2 separate regions of the Homo sapiens genome follow, and region 2 is linked to region 1. The links are chromatin loops, found by intact Hi-C in ENCODE. Cell type or tissue: Caco-2. All regions are shown on one strand.

Region 1 (8,000 bases):
TAAACTGACTTTTGCTACCTTTGGAATACAATCACTGGAGTTGATTTTAATTTCTAAACTGGATATAACAAGAAAAGCAATTTTCTAAATTCCCCATATTTAAAAATCTGTACCATTTCTCTGTTTCCCAGAAGTACAAATCCATTGAGAAACCTTTGTTGCTGGGCAATATTTGAGGCCTATTGCATGCAGAGTTATTATCATTTAGTGTTAAATTCTTTAAATATTTTTTCTAGATTACCTCTTTTGGAGGATAATAATCAGATAATCCTTCTATAATCCTCCTAAAATTTAGCCTAATATTGGGTAATCTACAAATGCCAATAGACTGCTTTACCACTGAATTGATTTCTTTTATGGCAAGTGTCTGACTGCAAAAGCTTTATTTGTATATTGCCTCTTTTATTTACCTCCCCTCCTTCATCCTTCACAATGAATTGCTTAATGTATTGGTAATCAGACTCCTTGACAAAACATGCACTTTGAAAGCTGCAGGCTGGTTCTATGGGCTACAAACAAAGAGTCCTACTATTAGGATCTTTTCAATGTCTTTACCTTGATTTAGAACCTTGGTACTCAGAGTATAGCATGTGGACAGCAGGGCATCACCTGCAAGCTTATTAGAAATACAAAATCTTGCCCTTCCTCCTCATCACTGATTTAGATGGCTTTTCGGAGAGGTCAGGTGATTATGAATCTCTAATAAAGGTTTTAAACTACTGCAATAGAACCTCAGAGGGTTAACCTACAATACCATCAAATACCATTCAGAATGAGCTTGGCAGTCCTGGTGGAATTTGGGGATTATTCTATTCCTACTCTGCATTGCTTTACTTGGAAAAAGGGGACTGGATTTTTCTATGAAAAGAATGAGCTTCCCGTGCTCCTGTAAAGACACCTTGTAGTCTATGTCTAGAAAGCATTCCTTAATTTTCTTCAATCTGTTTGGAATATCATATAAATAAAAATTTGTATGTTTTCTTTGTAACTCTGGAAATGCTAGAGAAAATAAGTTTTCAAATGGTTGTTGAATCACCATGGTTGTCATAATTACTTACCCAATAAATAGTGGAAATCATCATCGACACCATCCTTTTATTTTCCTTTTCCTCATCGTTTTCTCCTCATCACTATCCTAACAGTTAGTCTCTGTCATTGTGTTAATATTTTATTTTTCAAAGTACTGTTGAGACCTAAATTGTTGCTGATTGTTTCATTTTTGATCAGTTATGTGTTCTGTATTCAGATGCATTAACTATATTTTCTTTTTTTATTTTATGTGTATGTATATATATATTATATATATATAATATATATATATATAAAATATATATATATATATATATATTTTTTTTTTTGAGACAGAGTCTCACTCTGTCTCTGAGGCTAGAGTGCAGTGGCCCAATCTCGCTCGCTGCAACCTCTGCCTCCCGGGTTCAAGCAATTCTCCTGCCTCAGCCTCACAAATAGCTGGGACTACAGGTGTCCGCCACCACGCCCAGCTAATTTTTATTTTTAGTAGAGACAGGGTTTCACCATATTGGCCAGGCTGGTCTCGAACTCCTAACCTTGTGATCCGCCCACCTTGGCCTCCCAAAGTGCTGGGATTACACACATGAGCCACCGCACCTGGCCTATATATATTTTTTGAGACGGAGTTTTGCTCTGTCACCCAGGCTGGAGTGCAGTGGTGCAAGCTCGGCTCACTGCAACCTCCACCTCTCGGTTCAAGCAATTCTCTGCCTCAGCCTCCCAAGTCACTGGGATTACAGGTGCGTGCCACCATGCCCAGCTAATTTTTTGTGTTTTTAGTAGAGACGGGGTTTTACTATCTTGGTCAGGCTGATCTTGAACTCCTGACCTGGTGATCCACCCGCCTTGGCCTCCCAAAGTGTTGGGATTACAGGTGTGAGCCACCGCACCTGGCCACTCTATTTTCTTTATGGGAATAAATACAAGATAATAGCTAAATATTTCATCTTTTTCTAGGATTAAAGTGAGGCTTCTTCACCTTAGGGAGTAGCAGAAAGATGATATCTGAGAGCCCACATAAACCTAGAAAACCATTGTAAATGATATTGTCGCCAGTGAGAGAAGAGCCAATGGGGTGAAAATATTAATAGATTATGTCTACAAATTTGAAATGTTACCATTGAAATAAATGAATCAGGCTCACTTGACTAAGAAAAAAGGAAAAGCTTTATAATTTGAATGCTTTCAAATAGAATAGTGTGTTTATAATCAATAGCATGTTTTCTTTTTAAAATTTCCTATATTTTATTTGAAGTCATCATGAAATGTAAATGGAATAGAAAATTTCCTTTTGGAAATAGCAGAATGTTCTCTTTTTTTCAACTTTTGAGTTCTGAGGTACGTGTACAGGATGTGCAGGTTTGTTACATAGGTAAATGTGTGCCCTGTTGGTTTGCTGCACAGATCAACCCATCACCCAGATATTAGGCCCAGCATCCATTGGCTATTCTCTCTGATGCTCTCCCTCCCCCTGGCCCCAGCAACAGGCCCCAGTGTGTGTTGTTCCCCTCTATGCATCCATGTGTTCTCATCATTCAGCTCCCACTTGTAAGTGAGAACATGTGATGTTTGGTTTTCTGTTCCTGCATCAATTTCTTAGGTTGCTAGCCACCTAGTTTGCTGAGGATAACGGCTTGTGGTCCATCCATGTCCCTACAGAGGACATTATCTCATTCCTTTTTATGGCTGCATAGTATTCCATGGTATATATGTACCATATTTTCTTTATCCAGTCTATTGATGAGCATTTGAGTTGATTCCATGTCTTTGCTATTTTGAATGGTGCTGCAATAAGCATACAAATGCATGTGTCTTTATAACAGAATTATTTATAATCCTTTGGGTATATACCCAGTAATGGGATTGCTGGGTCAAATGATATTTCTGCCTCTAGCTCTTTGAAGAATCGCCACACTGTCTTCCACAATGGTTGAACTAATTTACACTCCCATCAATGGCGTAAAAACATTCCTTTTGCTCTGCAACCTTGCCAGCATCTGTTGTTTCTTGACTTTTTAATAATCACCATTCTGACTGGCATGAGATGGTATCTCATTGTGGTTTTTATTTGCATTTCTGTAATGATCAGTGATGTTGAGCTTTTTTCATCTATTTGTTGGCCTCATGTATATCTTCTTTTGAAAAGTGTCTATTCATGTCCTTTGCCCACTTTTTAATGGGGTTGTTTTTTTCTTGTAAATTTGTTTAAGTTCCTCGTAGACTCTGGATATGAGATCTTTGTCAGATGGATAGGTTGCAAAAATGTTTTCCCATTCTGTAGGTTGTCTGTTCATTAGCAGAGTGTTCTTTATAAAAATAAGACAAATTGTATGTCATTTTTTAAGAGAGAACTAATATTAAATACCATTTATTCTAATCATGGCACATGTTTTGCTTCTTCTTCATGAAACTCCTGTGAGGCAGATTGTGTTATTTATATTTTAAAGATAAGAAGATAGACTCATTGATAAATGGAAACTTTATTCAAGATCTGTGCTTATTATACTTAGATATTGACTGTTAAAAAGGACATATAGATTGGAAACAATTTGTTGAGCCTGATTAGTTATTATACAGAATATATTTTAATGTGTTTAGGTATCTAGTTGGGGGCCTATATGTCCAGTTTCAAAGTTAAATGGTGATAACCCTGAATATTTGTGAACTCTAGTTTTATATCCTCAGTAGAGCTTCACATATTTTATAGTTGCTCAAGAAACATGTGTGGAATACATGCTGAATGAGCCACACACTCCTCCAACCGCCTGAGAAGGGGGAAGAGCTTCTCAGCACAATGGTCACCACAAGGTGGGCCACTTCTCCCACTTTTCTTTTTCTAAGTGGCATCAGCATGTATTTGGTCACCTGCAGAGAATAGCTGAATTGCAAACTCAGTTTCCCATCGTTATTTTCTGTTCACAATTTTGGGGCTTAATGATCTTTCAGACTATTTGAACATGTTCAATTTTGTTTACAAAACCCACAAAGCATTTTTCAAGCTGAGTCAACTATCAAAGAAGAAAAGACTCGGTCATCTAGTGGATCTTCTCTGGGTGGATTGGTTCCATCTACCGAATGGGATATGAGGAGGCAAACCTTACCCTCCCATTTCTCCATAAACCAGAGTCGAAAATTAGGTTGTGTGTTTCCAGTCTATTTTTATGAGTTCCCATCATAAGTCACACCATCCATCATAGCATAAGCATTTGACCCTCATTATGAGACATCAAGAAAGCTGTCACCATTGCCCTAGCACCAGTGTCTCCAGTAAATATTGGAAATGTTAGGAGATCTCATTTAGTAAATTCCTGAGTGTTGCCTGCCAGCGCATTGGGTCTTAGTGTTTTATGAATTATTCTTTAGTCTATGTACTTTTATCACACTTGACAGTTATCATAAATGGTCTTTAGGCTGAATACTAGTTTTTAACAAAGGAAAATACTCAACATTATTAAGAAGGACCTGCCTGGATCTGCTATAGGGATGCAGAATATAGAAATTAAAAATATTTGAGATCGATGTCTGTGCAACATATGAAATCATGTAAACAGATACAATCAATAATTTCTCTTCAGTTCTAACAGAGCCCCATAAAAACGATTTGGTTCAGTTTGGGCTACCTGGGATGGCTAAAAAATAAAAATGTTTTCTGTAGACTTAGAACCAATCTGGAGATGAGGACACTTAAAAGTTCTTGTCTTCTGAGGGATTGTCAGACAGGTGGTGTGTTTAACATCAGGGTGTCATACAAAGGCATTTTCTTAGATGGGCTTTAGCCTAATGACCATGACTGCCTAACAGTCACTACTGGTATCTGGCAGGCAATTGAGGTATTTTTCAAAGGCCCACAGGGTATGTATCATTATACTGAGTGTTTTATGCAGAAAACCCTTTGAGGCATTTTTTTAAATCAGTTTTTTTTAATCAGCTTTTAGTTCCATCTGTTCAAGAATAGGTAAACTGAATCTCTTTGGTTCCTTTGTTTTTTATTTAGGGAAGTTATCTGTTCAATTGAGATGAATGGTAATGGGATTATATTACTGTAATTCATTTATTAAAGGAGTATTAGAATCCATAGTAGTATGTTTCCATCTCAGAACCCACAAATTACCAATTAAACACAATCTTCCAAAACAATGTGATTATTTTCATTTAAGCCTATTTTGGAAGCTGAGTCACTTGCCACCTGCATATATCTTTGTTTAAAAAGCATTAGTGGAATATTACTGAAGCCGAAGCCATTACTTGGTTGTGATTTACACAGGGAAATGGTGATAGCTGTTCATCCAGACTGCAGCCCAGTCACTTTCGAGATAGCCTGTCTGCATGTTGGCTAGTTGTAGCAAGTTTTAAAAGCAAAACACTCAAATTATACCACGTTGAAAACATGAAGAGGTGTTTTTATTTTTTAAAAAGAACGAAGAGATGGCAAACTAACCTATAAATTAAAAGAAGCCCAAACTGCTGTAGATGAGGATGCTGCTTTCTTTGATTTAACAGTATTAACAGAGCACTATTCTATATGCAGCGCCATTTCATACCCTTTGGGTATTTTAGCAATTTGAAATCACATCCCTTCCCTCAAGCAGAATGCAAGGTAACTGGAGACATAAAATGAGCACACATGTAAAACCAAATAGCGATACAAGGCAACCCTACCAGAGGCATACGACCAGACAGTGCATGGTGCAATGCCAGAAGTTGACACTGTCATTGGGTGCTGTGGATTTATGGCAAAGGGCTCACTATGGATTTGAGAAGCCAGAAAAGTCCTTAGAGAGGAGGTGAAATTTGAGCTGATTCTTGAGGAATGTATGAGAACTGTTAAGACCCCAGCATTCCAACTGGGAGGGATCATTGGTGAAGTGTCAAGATGTCCATGGCAGGGGTGCAGGAGAGAGGTGAGCAGCAGGAGAATAATGAGGGGGCTGAGATCAGAAGAGTGGAAGTAGAATGGCAGGCAAGGCACAAGCACCAGTTTTGCAGGGAGGAGAGAAGGGTAGAGGTATTGAAAAACCTATGCTTTTCTAGAAATCTATGTGGAAATAGCTACTAAACATTTGTGGATGTGTATTGAGATTTATCAACAATAAGGCTGAGGATACCAGGCTTGAAGTGTTCCCAACAGAGAATATTGGGTGGCAAGTGACAGTGATGCAGAGTAAGATATGCAGTAGACCAAGATCTGGCAGAGAAGACAAGAGAGCAAACAGAGGAGAAAGGGAGAGAGGGAGGGAACTGTGTTGCACAAGCCAAAGGAACAGATGAGGCCTTGAAGTTGACATCAAATGGGACATAAATGTGTTAGAAGGTGTGAAGAGTGACTCATCCCTATAATCCTGGTACTTTGGGAGGCCAAGCCAGGCAGATCTCTTGAGCTCAGGAATTTGAGACCAGTCTTGGCAACATGGTGAAACCCCATCTGTACAAAAATACAATAATTAGATGGATGTGGTTGTGTGCTTCTGTAGTTCCAGCTACTCGGGAGGCTCAGGTGGGAGGATCATTTGAACCTGGGAGGTCAAGGCTGCTAGTAACCAAGATTGTGCCACTGTACTCCAGCCTGGGCAACAGAATGAGACCCTGTCTCAAAAAAAAAAAAAAAAAAAATGTATGGAGGGACCAAGATGAGGAGGCCTGAGAAAAGTTCATTTTCATGACAGTAGAAATCTCTTGAGAATCCAATAAAATGGTAAGAAAAACAAACAAAAGATAGGATAGGAGAGACTAACTAGGTATTTTATGAAACATAAGGCTGGTAAATTGTATATAAGCTAAAGAATTATAGATGAAACTTTTGATAATAGACTGTTTATCCCTAGATAACCAAGGCCAGATGAGGAATATTATGTGCAGTGCCAGGGTGAGATAAGTAGAGAGATAAGTAGAGGTGCTATTGCTGGACTCCCAGAGCTCAATGCCTTATGCTTCTGGTGTTGTTCTCTCATTGTGGGGAAACTGAGTAAGCCGTGCGTCTTTTTCATTTTGCCTCCCAGTTACTCTAGATTGGTTTTCTAGATCCATTAACTCTTAAGGGTCATTCCAGTCCAGCTCTGAGCACATCAAATCTATTGCTTCTCATCCTTTACACCAATAAGCTTGACTCCTTCTAAAGGTCTTCTCTGCTCTTCATGATCTCGATTCTTCCTGCATTCCTAAGAATGAAAGACACAAATAGCTTTTATAGAGAATGCCCTGTGATAGATAAAGCAGTTGTCTCTCTACTATATATAAAAGGGATGCTGATATTTGCCATCTTCCTCAATGAGCAGGACCAGTTACATTTGCAGGGCCCAATGCAAAATGGAATGTGGACCCATTATTCTCAATTTATTAAGAATGAAGCCAACAACAACAGAACAATAAACCAAACAAAGTAGGGGGTCCTCTTTGTGCATTACCCATGAAGCCAGCCCTGGCTCCAGAACTGTTCAAGTCCAGCTAGATGGCAGTGCCATTCTGCCATTATAAGAAGCAGCATGATCTAAAGGAATATTACAGATGTTTAAACAAAAAATTGAATATGTGCTGAGTAAAATTCATTTATGATGTTAAATGATTTCCAACAGTCAGCAGGCATGGCTGTGTATACCTCTGATAGTCATTCACAGTGTCAAACTACTTAGGCTTACTTTTTACATCCAGTTCACCACTGAACCTTCAACTGATTCAAGGCTGGTGAAGAGAAAACTGAAGATGTTAGGACTCTTCCAGAGTAACATACGGAAAGTTTCTTTTCCGTGAAATAACAAACTGGTTTTCTAATAGCTGTATTCTTTCCAACTGGAAGCATTCTAATCAGTTACCCAGAATTGCTGATTCTAAATCCATCTGAATTATATAATGTGTTTCTCCTTCTATAGAAAGAGGTATACAGTGTTTTTTTCTGGAAAGTTAATTTTACTTTTGGCATATGTTCTCTGGGACTATCGGTTTTATTGCAACTGGATGCAGAATTTACCATGTCT
Region 2 (8,000 bases), 59 kb after region 1:
AGGTAATGTTGGAGTTCTTTGTGCTGTAGGGTTTCCAATGTGGGTCTTTTAACCTTTGCTTCCATTTGAAGGAAATTTTCCAGACAGATATATTCTTACTTCAATGGCATTTTTAGATGCTGTACATGATGAGCAAAGACAGTGCAGAGTGTTGAAGAAATAATTTGTGTTTCCTTGAAAACTGAATTTCATTGGTTTTTTTTAGAGTTCTCATTATTGCAACATTCTGAGTGTGTGTGTATATATATATATTTAAATTATATCTTTGTGCATGTTCTAAATGTCAAATATAACCACTAGAATATTTGGTCTAAAAGGGAGAACAGAACTTGAACTTAGTCATTCCTAAATTCATATCTTTAAGCTGGTTTTATATCATTTTGATTCCAGAAATATTCACTTGTTTAGATTTTTTAATGTTCCTTTCAGGTAATGTTCAATATGTGCAAAAATCTGAGTAGCTAATCAGTAATTACTACTTTGTAAAATTGAACTAAGTTGGGTTTTTCAACATGTAAATCAGCCTTCTTTAGGATATAGTAATCAAAGCAGTTCTATGATGCTTGTTACAAACCAATTGCTAAAATGAATAACTAAGACTAAAGGCCTTTTTTCTTGTTGGTTAAAGTTAAAACTGACTAGCTCTGGAAATGTAACTTTTACTTTCCCTGTTTTTATAGTAACGCTTCATTAAGATGTCAAGTCAAAATATTTTTTTCTTTCTCTTTCTGTTTTGATATTTCATCTGAGAACCAATATTTCAAAAATGTAGTGATTTAGTATAAATTCCTTAGTTCCAGTCAGATAAATAAACCTTACCAGATTCTGTGAACTGATTTATTGATAGGACTCTGAGGGACCACAAGCATTTTTGAGAATGTTTGAAACATTTCTGAATTCTGAATTTTATTGAAGTTTTATCCCAAGAGAGAAGTAGAGTGAGAGGAAAACCTCTTTCCACAAATTTGGACATCGTAACAAAGCTTTAACTTTCTTTTTTTAAAGGTCATACAGGTATTTAAAAAAAAAAAAGACAAGTAGTTATACAAACACTTTGGTCACCAGTGAACTGATAATAGGAGCAATCTTTTGTGTAGCAAATTTTCTATGTTGTGTAGTAATGCAATTCAAGACTGGTATAAATATTTGAAATAGGAAATCCCTAAACTTATTTTCATACAGTGATTTTGACTTTTTTTGCAATCAAGTTTATATCTCTTTCTGTTAAAGAAAAAAATTAAGAAATACTTTTTGTGAAAAAAGGAACAACAGAAACTGGGGCTTACTTGAGGAGGGAGAGGAACAGAAAAAACATCTACTGTGTACTAGGCTTAGCACCTGGATGATGAACTAATCTGTACAACAGACCCCTATGACACAAATTTACCTCCAGAACCAGGCTGCACATGTCCCCCTGAAAAATAAAAATTAAAAAAGAAAAGACAAGAAAGACTTTGTGTAAAAAGACAAGAAAGACTTTGTGTAAATACACCTCTTTTTAAAATTACCCCTGACTTAAGAAAGAAGTTTTTCACATTCTTAATGTGTGTATGTGTGTGTGTGTATGTGTATGCATATATATATATGTGTGTGTATATATATATAATATGTTAATTTTCATAGATCCAAACAGTTTCTCTCTGCTTTTCTCAAACCTAATTATTTTCTCTCCTAAAAGGACGGTGACTGGAAAGATCGCATAGGTCACGAGGATCTTCCTATGACCTATGATGAGAAAGAGGTTAGAGGTAGACTGGCTGCTGGAAAAGAGAAGCCAAGATCCCAGCAATGAGCCCTTTCCTCTGCTTCTCATGGAGTTCTTACTGGTCCCCAGGTTAACCTAGGGAGTTGATACAGTGCCCTTTCCCAAGCAGAACATCTGGTTTACTGCCCCTTGCCCAGTGGTTATATGTGTGCCAGGTTTGAGGATCCTGCAAATTGCTCGTAATGGAGGTAAATGGCTTGTGCCATGAGAAACCAAACTGTGATTACTAGGGAAGATTTCTTAAGTTACCCAGTTTGGAATTTATTTTGTTTTATTGTATTGGATTCCATATTAATAGAGGTGCTTGGAGGACCAGTTAAGGAGCATAAGAAAGGCTGGTTTTGGCAAGCAGAGGACAAATCCATCCTCTCTTCCTTGAGGGAAAGTTCGCCTCTCCATTGCCATCCCTACATTGCCTTTCCTATCTGCCATGTGCAAATTAGGGAGACTGAGGCAACAAAGTTATATATAACACTAGAAAACTGAGATTTCAGAGGGGAAACAAAGTTAAAGCCCAAAGAGTAAAATACTAAAGGGAAATTTAAAATAAATGCTAGCAATAAGTTAGTAAAAGTAGAAAAGGGGACTAAACATTCAAAATTACATCACCTCAGGGAAACTAAGTTAAGAACAACTCAAATGATTTACAAACCAAGATTTAAAAAGGAAGAAGAAGAGAAATAGTGAGACAAGAGAAGATAATCTGAACACTCCAGAAAGAATGAAAGAAACTGGTGGCACAAATTCAAAATGAAGTACCACTTAAACAAGAAACAGCAGTGAAACCAACTAACCTTTAATACATTAGTCTTGTAAAGAAATGTGCATGGGGAAAAGGAGAAAGCAGGACACATTTTTAAAGTGGTCCTCTGAAATGAGGCAGCTTCCACAGCTGGAGGCTCCTTGGAGACCTATAAGGCAGAGAGAGAGAGCTGAGCTGTAGAGGGTAGGAGATGACTCTCTGGGGCCTCCTGTCAATGGCTTCTGTCCCCCAGCTCCCGCTAGGATACCTGAAAGGGCAAGGAGATGTGCCCTTTGGTAAATAGCAATCCATCAAGCTGCAAGCTGGTAGCTTCCCCTGGCTGGCTTTCCACAGGCATGAAAGCTTCTGTGGCCATCTCCATTTCTTTGTGAAAGTCCTGTCTGAGGAAAGGGATCCCATTCAGCCTGGTGTTCTTCAGGCATGTGGTCAAGGCAAGGCGCCTGGCTAATCAGCCCATCAGCTAATCAACTATTTTATAATTTTATATTTTAATGCAGCTATTTAATCCAATGTTGATATTTTATAATCAGTTACTTTTAACTTAAAAATAGTGAGTTTTCTAAATTTTAGAAAAGCTTTATTTTGAAAAGGTTTGCTATTTTGGTTGCCGACGGAGTGATTTTGTTCTAATTGTACCTGACCTCACCTGATTAAGACTACCCACTTGCCCTCACTCTTTCTTCCTCCACCATGGCCTTCTCCCTTTCTTTTTCTCTCCAGCTTACCTCACAGGGCCTACGTTAGAGTAACACTTCCATTGCCCACAAATTTGGGGGAGTGAGAGAAAAAATTGCACAAAGTGCATTTGTCAGATAACTCAAATTCCAAGTGCCCAAACTGTATTTTAATCTTTTGTTGGGAATATCCTGGGATGGGGACAATGAGGGAGATCTGTACATTACATACCATTTTTGCATAGTGTGTCTGTTTACATCAGAAAAAGATTTAAGGTAGTGTTACAGTACCATCGGGTTCATATGCTCACTGTGCAGCAACAGACCAATACACTGAGTCAGCAGAGTTTGCAGCAGAGAAGGAGCTTGATAATGGCAAGGCCATCGAGCAAGGAGACAGGAAGAATCTTCAAACCTTAACTTTGTTTTCCTGAGGGGCTCTGGGTTCCTAAGGGGATCATGGAGGGTGATGGACTAGAAAATTGGGGTCATTGATTGGTTCAGGTCCGGGAGATGAAATCACCAGGATATAGAAACTGCATACTTGTATAAGTCAGATCCTTGCTGGGCCCTTCAGACCAGCTAGCTCGGGTAGTTTTATTGCTATGCAGAACCTGAAGGAGAAGCTCCTCAAAGGGAAAGCTTCTCATCTCACAGTGTCTTAGATCTTATCTATAGAACAGAAAAGGAACACAGTCTTGTGAAAAGGGCTATGTTATTCTGGAGTGATAAGCAGCAACTAGCTACAAGGAAGTGAGCCAAAGGGCAAGTGGGCTTAGTGAATGCTTCTGATTGCGCTGCAAGCCTAGTTGAATGTTTTCTTCCCTTAACTGATTTTATAAAATTTTATTGGGGATGGCTTCAGTGGCCTTCTTCATAGGGTTATTAGGATGGAAGGTCTAACAAACACAAGCACAAATTATAGGTCATAAAACCCAGTACAAATATTGGGAAAAATATCCCTGGGCAAGACATTCAAGGTCCTTTGCTTTCTGTCTCTAACCTTTCAGTTTAGCCTTAATTCCTGTATTTCTTTTCCTGTTAACCTCCAGAGACCTACACTCAAAACACATCCTGCTAGTTGGTTGGCTTTTTGCAAATAGTGAATTTGCAATTTCGTGCTCCCATGCGTTTGTGTGTGTTGTTTCTTCTGCCTTGAAGGACTTCTCAATCCCATTGTCCAGTGAAATCACACTAATTAGGACCAGCTTAAATGTCATCTTCCCCTCTATACCTTGCTTAACAGCTTCCCTGCAAATATAGAATGCATCTTTCCTCTTGCTTTTCTGGCCTGGTATTTTGCTCCTTCGACTATTTCATCACATGTTACAATATTTATATTGACTTGCATATTCATCTGCCCTTCCTGTTCCTGAATTGATAGGTTCTTGAAATGAGGAGTTGTATGCTCAGTTCTTAACACAGTGCTTGGCCTGTTACAAGTACTGAAGACGTGTCTCTTGGCTGTAGGAATTGAAGTACTTCATCTAGTTTCTCATCCAGCATTACTAAACACATTTTAATCCTTCCTCATTTATTGAGGCACAGTCAAGGCTGGGATACATAGTTCTATATCTGCTTTTAATTTTGCTCTGTTTCCTTTTAGCTCTGCTTTTTCTGTTTTAAATATATGAAGTCTTCCCTTTCTTTCCATTTTTTCTGTTAAATCAACTCTAGCCTGCAGATTCCATCATTGACCATCTTACAACCTCTATGTAATTGTAGGGAACACCGAGGAGATTTATTTTGCTTCTAGGTCTTGGACTTTGTTCTAATGCTTGGATGTTGCCAGTTGCTTGACCTCTGCGTAAAGAGGATGTACTGTCAGGGTTCTCCAGAGAAACTGAACCACTAGGCTTGTGCATGTGTACATAGATAAATAATAAGGAATTGGCTCACATGATTAGGGAAATGGAGAAGACCTAAGATCTGTAGCCAGGAAATTAGAGACCTCGAAGAGCTGACATATGATTCCAGTCCTGGTCAGATAGCCTGAGTACCAGGAGATCTGACATTGTAAAGTCCAGTGCAGAAGCCAGCAACCTGAAGACCCAAGAGGAGCTCATGTTCCAGTCCCTATCCGAAGGCTGGAAAGAAAAAAACAAACAACACCAAAATGTTCAGCTCATGCAGTCAGGCAGCAGAGACAGATTCTTTCTTACTCAGTCTTTTTATTTCTAGTCAGGCCTTCAGTGGGTTGGATGAGGCCCACCCACTTTGGGAAGGGCAGTCTGCTTTACTCAGCCTACTGACTCAAATGTTAATCTCATCCAGAAACACCCTCCTAGTACACCCAGAAATAAGGTTTAACTGAATATCTGGGCACCCTGTGGCTCAGTCAAATTAACGCGTAACATTAACCATGACAGAGGGAGTGCTCTGCATATGTATTTTGCTAGTGATGCCAAACAGTTGACTTAAGAAGGGAATTATGTCTATAGAGAGTATCATTTATTTTACAAATGATAATGAATTTACAGTCTTTTTGAGAATTTCAGAGTCTAGTCTCATTTTGTCAATGACATTTTATTCATGGAGTAAGTGTAGAGTGAAAAGAACTCTACATATTCTAGTTAAACATAGGGCAGGAGTCCAGGAGTCTCATATTAAATAATTTTAGGAGCTAAGAAAGTTAGTAAATAAGTAAAGTATGTTGGGTGTATGCCAAGCCAGAATAGTGGGAACTACAGTACATAGGACAACTCTAGAACTATTTTCAAGGTATCCCTTCCCTTCCCTCCCCTCCCCTCCCTCCCCTCCCTCCCCTCCCTCTCTTAGCCTTTGGCTAAAGTATTTTCCTTGTTTACTTATTAACTAGCCACATGTCTCTAGAAATTCACTGACTTTTTCCAGGCCTTAGTTGTTTTATTTAAATAGATGGCTTATCTACAGTCTGAAGATTCTTTCCATGCATTTTACCTGCAAGATAAGTTTGAGAGGTTATGAAATAACACCTTTGTTGATTTAAAGAGATCTACCGTGAGTTCTAAAGGAAAGTGACATGTCATCTTCTAAAGCAACTTAATTTGCTTCCCAGTAATGACATGATGAATAGGTCTATTGTTTGCAAAATTCAAGAGCAGAAATATCATAATCATAATTTTGCACCAAAAACTACTTTGTATACTCATGTGCTTCATGATGTAATGTGACCAGATTTTTTCATAATTAAGTATCAGGTCTCTACAGGTGTTGCCAAGTCTGTATCTTGCTATGTTTGCACATACTTTGCTTTCTAAAGACTTAGGAATACTTCCTGTTGTAAGGTAGGATGACTTCCAATACATATGTGTTGGTATGTGTTGATTTTTCTTGTTTAAAGGCTTTTCATAGGGTCCTGGAGCCTTCAAACTATAAATTAATGTGAGACAGCCTCTGAGGATTTATGGAGTCATTTTCCCTTTGGCTAAAGCCTTCCATGGTCACAGACCACTAGATTTAAAAAGGCAGCCAGACCTGTCCAAAGACCAACATAAATTTTCAGAGGCAGAGAAAATGGTGGCTGCTTATTAAATTAGTGAGAATATAGTATTTGGCAGCTACAAATAAATAATGTTTTCTCCCCATAAGCTAGAAGCAAGACATTGAAGCTGTGTGATTTTGGACCTACATTTGTCAAGTTTAGCTACATCAGTTGAGAATAATTTGCATGTTACATGGAGCACTTACTTGAGACTTCCGTTTAGATTTGACTAGATAAATGGGTTCACCTTTGCCAAAAAGCTCCCAGTTCTGACCACATTTAAAACATTTTTCCCCAGCACACAGAGACCGAACATGAGCATTAAAACAAAAAAAGGAACCTATTGTTCCAGCAGACTCTTCTCCAGTTCCCCAGTATTTATCTTACAGGGTTTTCTAAGTGCAATATCAGGTGTTCACCATTGGTTGTCCGCACTCACTTTCTATTTTCCCTCTTGATTCAGAGAAATTATTTGTCTTAGTCCAATAAAAATAGGGCTTTTTCTTTTGGTGATTCACTATATGAAACCATTTTCACCGACTTCCAGGGTTTGGGGAAGAAAACATGTTTATCCTTGACAGATAATGGTATTTTTCCATGTCTCACAGGACCCTTCCCAAGTCTTTTTTTTCCTATACAAACAAAATAAATTATAGGACTAGAGACTTTATGAACTAAAGTTGATGAACTGTACTGGTTTTCTAGAGTACTTTCTGAGAAAATGCTGTGTAGAATTTCCAGTCATGAAACTTGCATGAAAGGATACCACAGAATGGCAGGCATCTTTACTTCCTCATACTCAGAGATGTTTTTATGAGATAAAACTATTGAAAACAGATTACATTTGGAGATATATTTCCATAGCAGACTATTCTGTGTTTCTATGGAAATGGGACTTATTTCTCTTAACCCCAATATCAATATCGCATGGGTAGAAACTCTAGGTACAAAATGTAGGATGGATATTATGTTCTAATTGGTATCTTTTTTTCTCCTCTTTCAGTTAAACCAGTATCTTTGTCTTTGTCTTCCTTTCTTTTTCTCTTTCTTTCTTTCTTCTTTTTTTTGAGACAGGGTCTCTCTCTGTCATCCAGGCTAGAGTCCAGTGGCACAAACACAGCTTACTGCAGCCTTGACCTCCTAGGCTCAAGTGATCCTCCTGCCTCAGCCTCCCAAGTAGCTGGGACCACAGGAGCATACCACCACACCTGGCTAATTTTTTTTTAAATTTCCTGTAGAGATGGGGTCTTACCATGTTGCCCAGGCTAGTCTCAAACTCCTGGGCTCAAGCCGCCCTCCCACCTCAGCCTCCTGAAGTGCTGGGATTACAAGCAT

The links. A loop is a pair of places that touch in the nucleus more often than their neighbours do. Peaks named below come from ENCODE experiments on the same cell type or tissue, not always from the same donor. Only the 100,000 strongest peaks of a DNase experiment are listed, where the experiment ranks them.
Region 2: a loop joins it to region 1, with 3 times the contacts of the local background. A loop is called at or near these places in 4 of 110 quality-filtered maps.

Annotation. Positions count from the first base shown.
Region 1 is chr2:204,882,109-204,890,108 of GRCh38, forward strand. All of the region lies in intron 2 of PARD3B (par-3 family cell polarity regulator beta), which reads left to right. Among named protein-coding and RNA genes, the nearest start is that of PARD3B, 340 kb to the left of the region's middle. In Caco-2, a CTCF peak has its summit at 3,852; no DNase peak of the experiment used is centred here.
Region 2 is chr2:204,941,604-204,949,603 of GRCh38, forward strand. The region is part of intron 2 of PARD3B (par-3 family cell polarity regulator beta); the gene reads left to right. Among named protein-coding and RNA genes, the nearest start is that of PARD3B, 400 kb to the left of the region's middle. In Caco-2, no CTCF peak of the experiment used is centred here; a DNase peak (open chromatin) is centred at 3,958.